Regions from separate parts of the Homo sapiens genome. Here region 1 is linked to region 2. Evidence: read pairs that join two places in POLR2A ChIA-PET (ENCODE). Cell type or tissue: PC-3. All regions are shown on one strand. Each heading gives the region's core, and the rest is flanking DNA. Links, peaks and the distances in the headings are about the cores only.

Evidence for each region. Peaks named below come from ENCODE experiments on the same cell type or tissue, not always from the same donor. Only the 100,000 strongest peaks of a DNase experiment are listed, where the experiment ranks them.
Region 1: POLR2A ChIA-PET joins it to region 2 with 5 read pairs; 5 of 35 experiments call an interaction of 5 or more read pairs at or near these places.

The regions. Positions count from the first base shown.
Region 1 is chr17:76,433,535-76,436,446 of GRCh38, forward strand. All of the region lies in intron 1 of UBE2O (ubiquitin conjugating enzyme E2 O), which reads right to left. Among named protein-coding and RNA genes, the nearest start is that of UBE2O, 18 kb to the right of the region's middle. RefSeq lists an enhancer at 327-827. In PC-3, for the core only: no CTCF peak of the experiment used is centred there; a DNase peak (open chromatin) is centred at 1,587.
Region 2 is chr17:76,551,864-76,554,775 of GRCh38, forward strand. It overlaps a transcript of PRCD not described here. Among named protein-coding and RNA genes, the nearest start is that of SNHG16, 4.4 kb to the right of the region's middle. In PC-3, for the core only: no CTCF peak of the experiment used is centred there; no DNase peak of the experiment used is centred there.

The sequences.
Region 1 (2,912 bases), core at 141-2,640, 120 kb before region 2:
TATACTAAAAACCACTTGAACTGCACACTTTAAAAGGGTGAATTTTATGGTATGTGAATTGTCTCAATAAACCTTTTTTTTTTTAAGAGATGGGGTCTCGATCGCTTGAACCCAGGAGGTGGAGTGAGTATTGCGCCACTGCATTCCAGCCTGGGTGACAGAGCGAGACTCCATCTCAGAAAAAAAAAAAAGAGAGAGAGAGATGGGGTTTCGGCCAGTGCGGTGGCCTGTAATGCCAGCACTTTGGGAGGCCAAGGTAGGAGGATCGCTTGAGGAAAGGAGTTTGAGACCAGCCTGGGCAACATAGTGAGATGGTGACTCTACAAAAAACTTAAAAAGAAATGAAAATTAGCCAGGCGTGGCGGTGCGCGCCTACAGGCCCAGCTACAGTGTTTCCTGTAAATCCTGTGCTATCAATTCTATTTTTCAAGTCAAATACCAGAACTTGTCTCAAACTATACTCACCAGAAGACAAAAACGAGCCCTCCTAACATCTTCTACTCTTAGAAATTAGATGAGTGTCCTCCTATAGACTTTTATTTCCTAAGAAAGAAGTCTGTTTTCTTTGTCTGTGGCTTCCATCCATCTTACTTAACCACGTAAGCCTCTCTGGGCCTGACTATAAAATAAGGGGCTCCAGCGAAATGACCCCGAGGATCCCTTCCAGTCTTACCACTATAGACCTAGACATACATGGAAACCCAGCACACAGTCCTATCTCAGAGGTTCAGATGAAGACCCCACCTGCAATAAGCACACGGTGGCTGAAAACTCCTTCTTATTCTGATGTTCCCAGCACAGAAAAGGAAAGTGAGAGGGGCAAGGGTCTATGGGAGAAACGGAGAGGAAGGAAACCCCAACGCGTAGGAAACACAGTCCTACCCTGGAAATCACAGGGCACATTTGTCTTCCTGGAAACTGTAAAGGACACGCCAATAGTCCTGCCATGAACTGTGTTACCTGAGATATGTCTCACAGGAATCACATGAAGAAAAAAGGATTCCAAGCATGAATTAGGGTGACTCCTCGTCCTGGGGAAAGGCAACAGAACCCACCTTATATGGCCGTGGTTTGCTTTTGGGTTGTGGAGAGTCCTTTTAAGAGTCTTGCCTTGGCTTCTGCAAGGAGCTCAGAGTGGTCCCACACTGCTAACACAAACTAAGCAATTCCGACATGGCAAAGGTCAGGAGTGAAGTCGAAAGGCACCTGCGATGTTCTGGAAATGCTTTTTCACTTAAGCTTTTTTTTTTTTTTTTTTTTAAAAAAACAAACAAAAAAACAACTTTGTCTCTGCCCTCACAAAGGTCTTCTGGGTCAAATACCTCTGTTATAGTCCTTCCACCTCCATCGGTGGTACCTCTGGCTACTGAGAAAACCCTGCCCCAATAGAGGGGCTCGGGCGCGCCCATCCAGGGATCATGGATTCCTACACTATCCCCAAAATGGCAGAGCTGGGCTCTCCCTGCAGTGGCACACTAGGCTGGATTTAGCCCAACAGCCTGGCACAAAGGACAACAATGAGGAGAGGAAAGGGGAGGTGACGCACCTGGCAAGGCACTAAGGGATGAGATGCACCAAGCCAGCTGTGAGTCACCACGAAGCAAACGGGAAGGTCAGGATCCAGATCCAGGTTTGTCTGAATCCAAAGCTCTGACCTGCCAAATACAGAGCAGTTGTACAGAAAGCTACTATTTATGTAAAAAGCTAAAATATAAAAAAGGTATACTCACACACATAGAGTTTGGTCACAGTGGCTATCCCTGGAGAGTGAAAATGGTAGGAGGGAGACAAACATTTCACTACATATTTGTTTAAACCTTTTGAATGTTGTGATATTTGCATATATTATCTGTTTAAATATACAGATACACACACACACACATACACACACACACACACACACACACACACACACACACACAAAGATTAAGATTTAGTTTTCAGGTTGGCCTTACGAGGCAGACAAGCTAATTCGCAATATTCCCCCCGTTTACTGCATGGGCTTGGAAACACAGGGAAACAGACGCAGAGCTAAATTATCCCCCAGCAGCAGTGACCACTGGTCAGGTGCTGTGCTGAGCCCTCTCGAAGGTGATCTCGTGCAATCCCCAGTAACTACAAGATTCTGTCTTTTCTAGTCATGGACACTAAGCAATCACAGGTCTACATGCCCTCTCTAAGCCCTGTGTCTGAGGCCTTCTCTGGCTCACCTAACGCCTCTCAGTCCAGCCCTATGCTCGGGAGCCACATTCCCTGAGCTGAAGGCACGACAGACCAGCCTGTCCCGCAAAGCTCAGTGACACCCCGGCACAGAGGGGACAGAAAACAGTTAGCAAAAGGCCCAGTCAGCTGGCCAGAGTTCTAGCCCTCTAGATGCTGCTGACTAGCTGGGGATCCTGCAGATGTCACATCAAATTCTCATCATCGTTAGGCCCCGTGCGGTGGCTCACGCCTGTAATCCTAGCACTTTGGGAGGCTGAGACGGGCGGATCACCTGAGCTCAGGAGTATGAGACTAGCCTGGGCAACATGGCGAAAGCCTGTCTCTACTAAAATACAAAACATTAGCCAGGCATGGTGGTGTGCACCTGTAATCCCAGCTACTCAGGAGGCTGAGGCAGGAGAATTGCTTGAACCCGGGAGGCGGAGGTTACAGTGAGCCGAGATAGCACCATTGCACTCCAGCCTGGGCAACAAGAGCAAACTCCATCTCAAAAATTAATTAATTTATTAATTAATTAACAAATAAAAGACTAGAACAGCCATCCACTGAAATAATAAAGAGAAGTTATCCCCGAGTGGTAGAATTATGGGTGACTTTTTTTTTACCCACCTTTCCTATGTCCTTGCACTTTTGTATTAAGTATATAAATAACTTAATAGACCAATCAGGAATAAAGCTATAAATCTAAG
Region 2 (2,912 bases), core at 89-2,588:
CTTTAACCTTTCTGCACCTTGACTTCCTCAGCTGTGAAATGGGAAGGTGGGGGGGTGGGGGATAATGACAGGGCTGTCATGAGAATCAGATGAGACAGTGAATAAAAGGTGCTTCCAGAGTACCTGCCACAGAGTAAACACTTCATATACACATAGCTGTTATGATTTCCGGAAGGAGGCTTGCACACATGAGCTCATTTTCTGTATTCTGCCATGATCCATTCTTCTGGGAAGAATTATTTTTAAAAGATATCATTTAGGATGATTTGACTGAAACAGAACACCCAACTTAAAATGACTTAATAAGATTTCTTTTTAAAATCTCACTTTTTATTTATTTATTTTTTTTGAGATGGAGTCTCGCTCTGTCGCCCAGGCTGGAGTGCAGTGGTACGATCTCCACTCACTGCAAGCTCTGCCTCCCGGGTTCAAGCCATTCTCCTGCCTCAGCCTCCTGAGTAGCTGGGACTACAGGCACCCGCCACCACGCCTGGCTAATTTTTTTTTTTGTATTTTTAGTAGAGATGGGGTTTCACTGTGTTAGCCAGGATGGTCTCAATCTCCTGACCTCGTGATCCACCCTCCTCGGCCTCCCAAAGTGCTGGGATTACAGGCGTGAGCCACTGCACCCAGCCTAAAATCTCACATTTTGTAATTCACTCAAACTGAGATGCCATTGCTTGTAAGACACATCCTGCATTTTAGAATATGAAAATGCGACCAGCTGTGATGGCTCATGCTTGTGATTCCAGCACTTTGGGAGGCTGAAGTGGGTGGGTTACCTGAGGTCAGGAGTTCGAGACCAGCCTGGCCAGAATGGTGAAACTCTGTCTCTACCAAAAATACAAAAATTAGCTGGGTGTGATGGTGCACACCTGTAATCCCAGCTACTTGGGAGGCTGAGGCAGGAGAATCACATGAATCCAGGAGGTAGAGGTTGCAGTGAGCTGAGATCATGCCACTGCATTCCAGCCTGGGCGACAAGAGCAAAGCTCTGTCTCAAAAAAAAAAAAAAAAAATATATATATATATATAAAAATATATATATATAAAACATGTATATGTGTATATATATGTATACATGTATACATATATATGTGTGTGTATATATATATGAAATGTATAAATGTGTCTCTGAATCAAAACGAGGTCTGAAGTTCAGGGGTGTTGGGACTGGCGGTTTCTGCGGGTCAGCAGCATCACTGAGGACTCATGTTCTTTCTTCTCTCTACTCTGCCATCGCAGTCCTTCAGCTCCTACTTAATGGAAGCCTCGCAGATGCAAGATGGCTCCAGCAGGCCCAGCATCACTTCTTCTCAGTGTCCCAAAGCCAGAAGAGAGGCTGTTGTTTTTAAAAGCAGGAAAACTTTCCTAAACTTGGCCAGAATTGCATCACAGACCCTTTCCTAAAACAATTTCCAGCAAAGGGAATAGACTTACCATGTCTGGTACAGATGAATCAAGGTTTGCCCCTGGGGGCTGGGGAGGGGCTTGTCCCGCTGAAGCAGACTCTTGCCCAGCAGCTGAACGAAGCCTAGGTTCACCAGACGGAGGAAGAGACTGGCCACTAACAGTGCCTGACACACAGATGTGCTTCCTGTGATATCGCTGCTGCCACCGTTCCAAATGTAAGCAGTTGGCTGTCTGGGATACTACCTACCTTCTTTTGTGTTCTTATTAATAAAATTAAAGATTGCTTTCTGGGTAGAGAAATTAACCTCAATATTCTAAAGACTGTTTTATTTTTATGTATTTATTTTTTTGAGACAAGGTCTTGCTCTGTCATCCAGGCTGGAGGGCAGTGATGAAGTCATGGCTCACTGCACAGCCTCAATCTCACGGGCCCCAGCAATCCTCCCACCTCAGCCTCCCATCCAGCTGGGACCACAGGCATGTGCCACCACACCTGGCTGTTTCTCATTTTTTATTGGTAGAGACGGGGGTCTCCCTATGTTGCTCAGGCTGGTCTTGAACTCCTGGGCTCAAGTGATCCTCCTGCCTTGGCCAACCAAAGTGTTGGGATTATAGGCATGAGCCACTGCGACCAGCCCAAAGACTGTTTTCTATTACTGTGGGTTTCAGATACCATGTCTTAAACGCTGTCAGTGACCACCCCAATACAGCAGGCCAGCTGACTGGATTTTCCCTTTGTACTCAGAGCCTGGGTCCCTGAAAAGCGCTGGGGACTTTTGCTTTCCTGTTTGTAAAGAGTCACTAGACTGTGACTCTTTCCATGTCAATAAATAGAGGTCTGCACTAGCCTGGTATAAAGGCTGTATAATAATTCCACGGTAGGTAAAACTCAAATGTCCTAGCTCTCACCAGCAATGAGTGCAAATGAGATCACAGTAACATCCACATTTCAGTCTCAACAGCTCTGAGCCCTTGCCGGCTCATTCAGGAATTCTGATGCATTCTCTGAAGTCCCCCTAGTTATTTCTGGGTTGGCTGCACAGTGTACTTTACATGTGCTCGGCACAAGGCCTCTCATTGTATTTCGCTCCAGCCTCTTGGCCACTGCCCAGCTGCCCTGGCATCCCCATCTGCCATGAACCTGCTGTTGGGGAAGCGATGTCCAGTCAGGTGTGAAAGCAACTTGGTGGCCTGCGGCAGAGTGAAGAGCTGTAAAGAATGGCCCTCACTATACACTGGGTGGCATCCAGGCCCAATACAGCCCTGCTAGAGCCCAGAGCCTCCATCTTCCACACATCAGCTCTGCAGCCTCCCATCCTCACTCTTCCTGCCACGAAGTGGCTCAAATGGCAGAGCAGGTGCCCATTGTTCCCCCTTTCAACCTCATTTCTGATTTTGTCCCCAACCACCCCTACAAACACATGAAAATCTTCTTCCTTCTCCCTTCCTCCCCGAAAACAAAAGTCCTTATACATAAGGTCACCTTATTCATTAGCGGT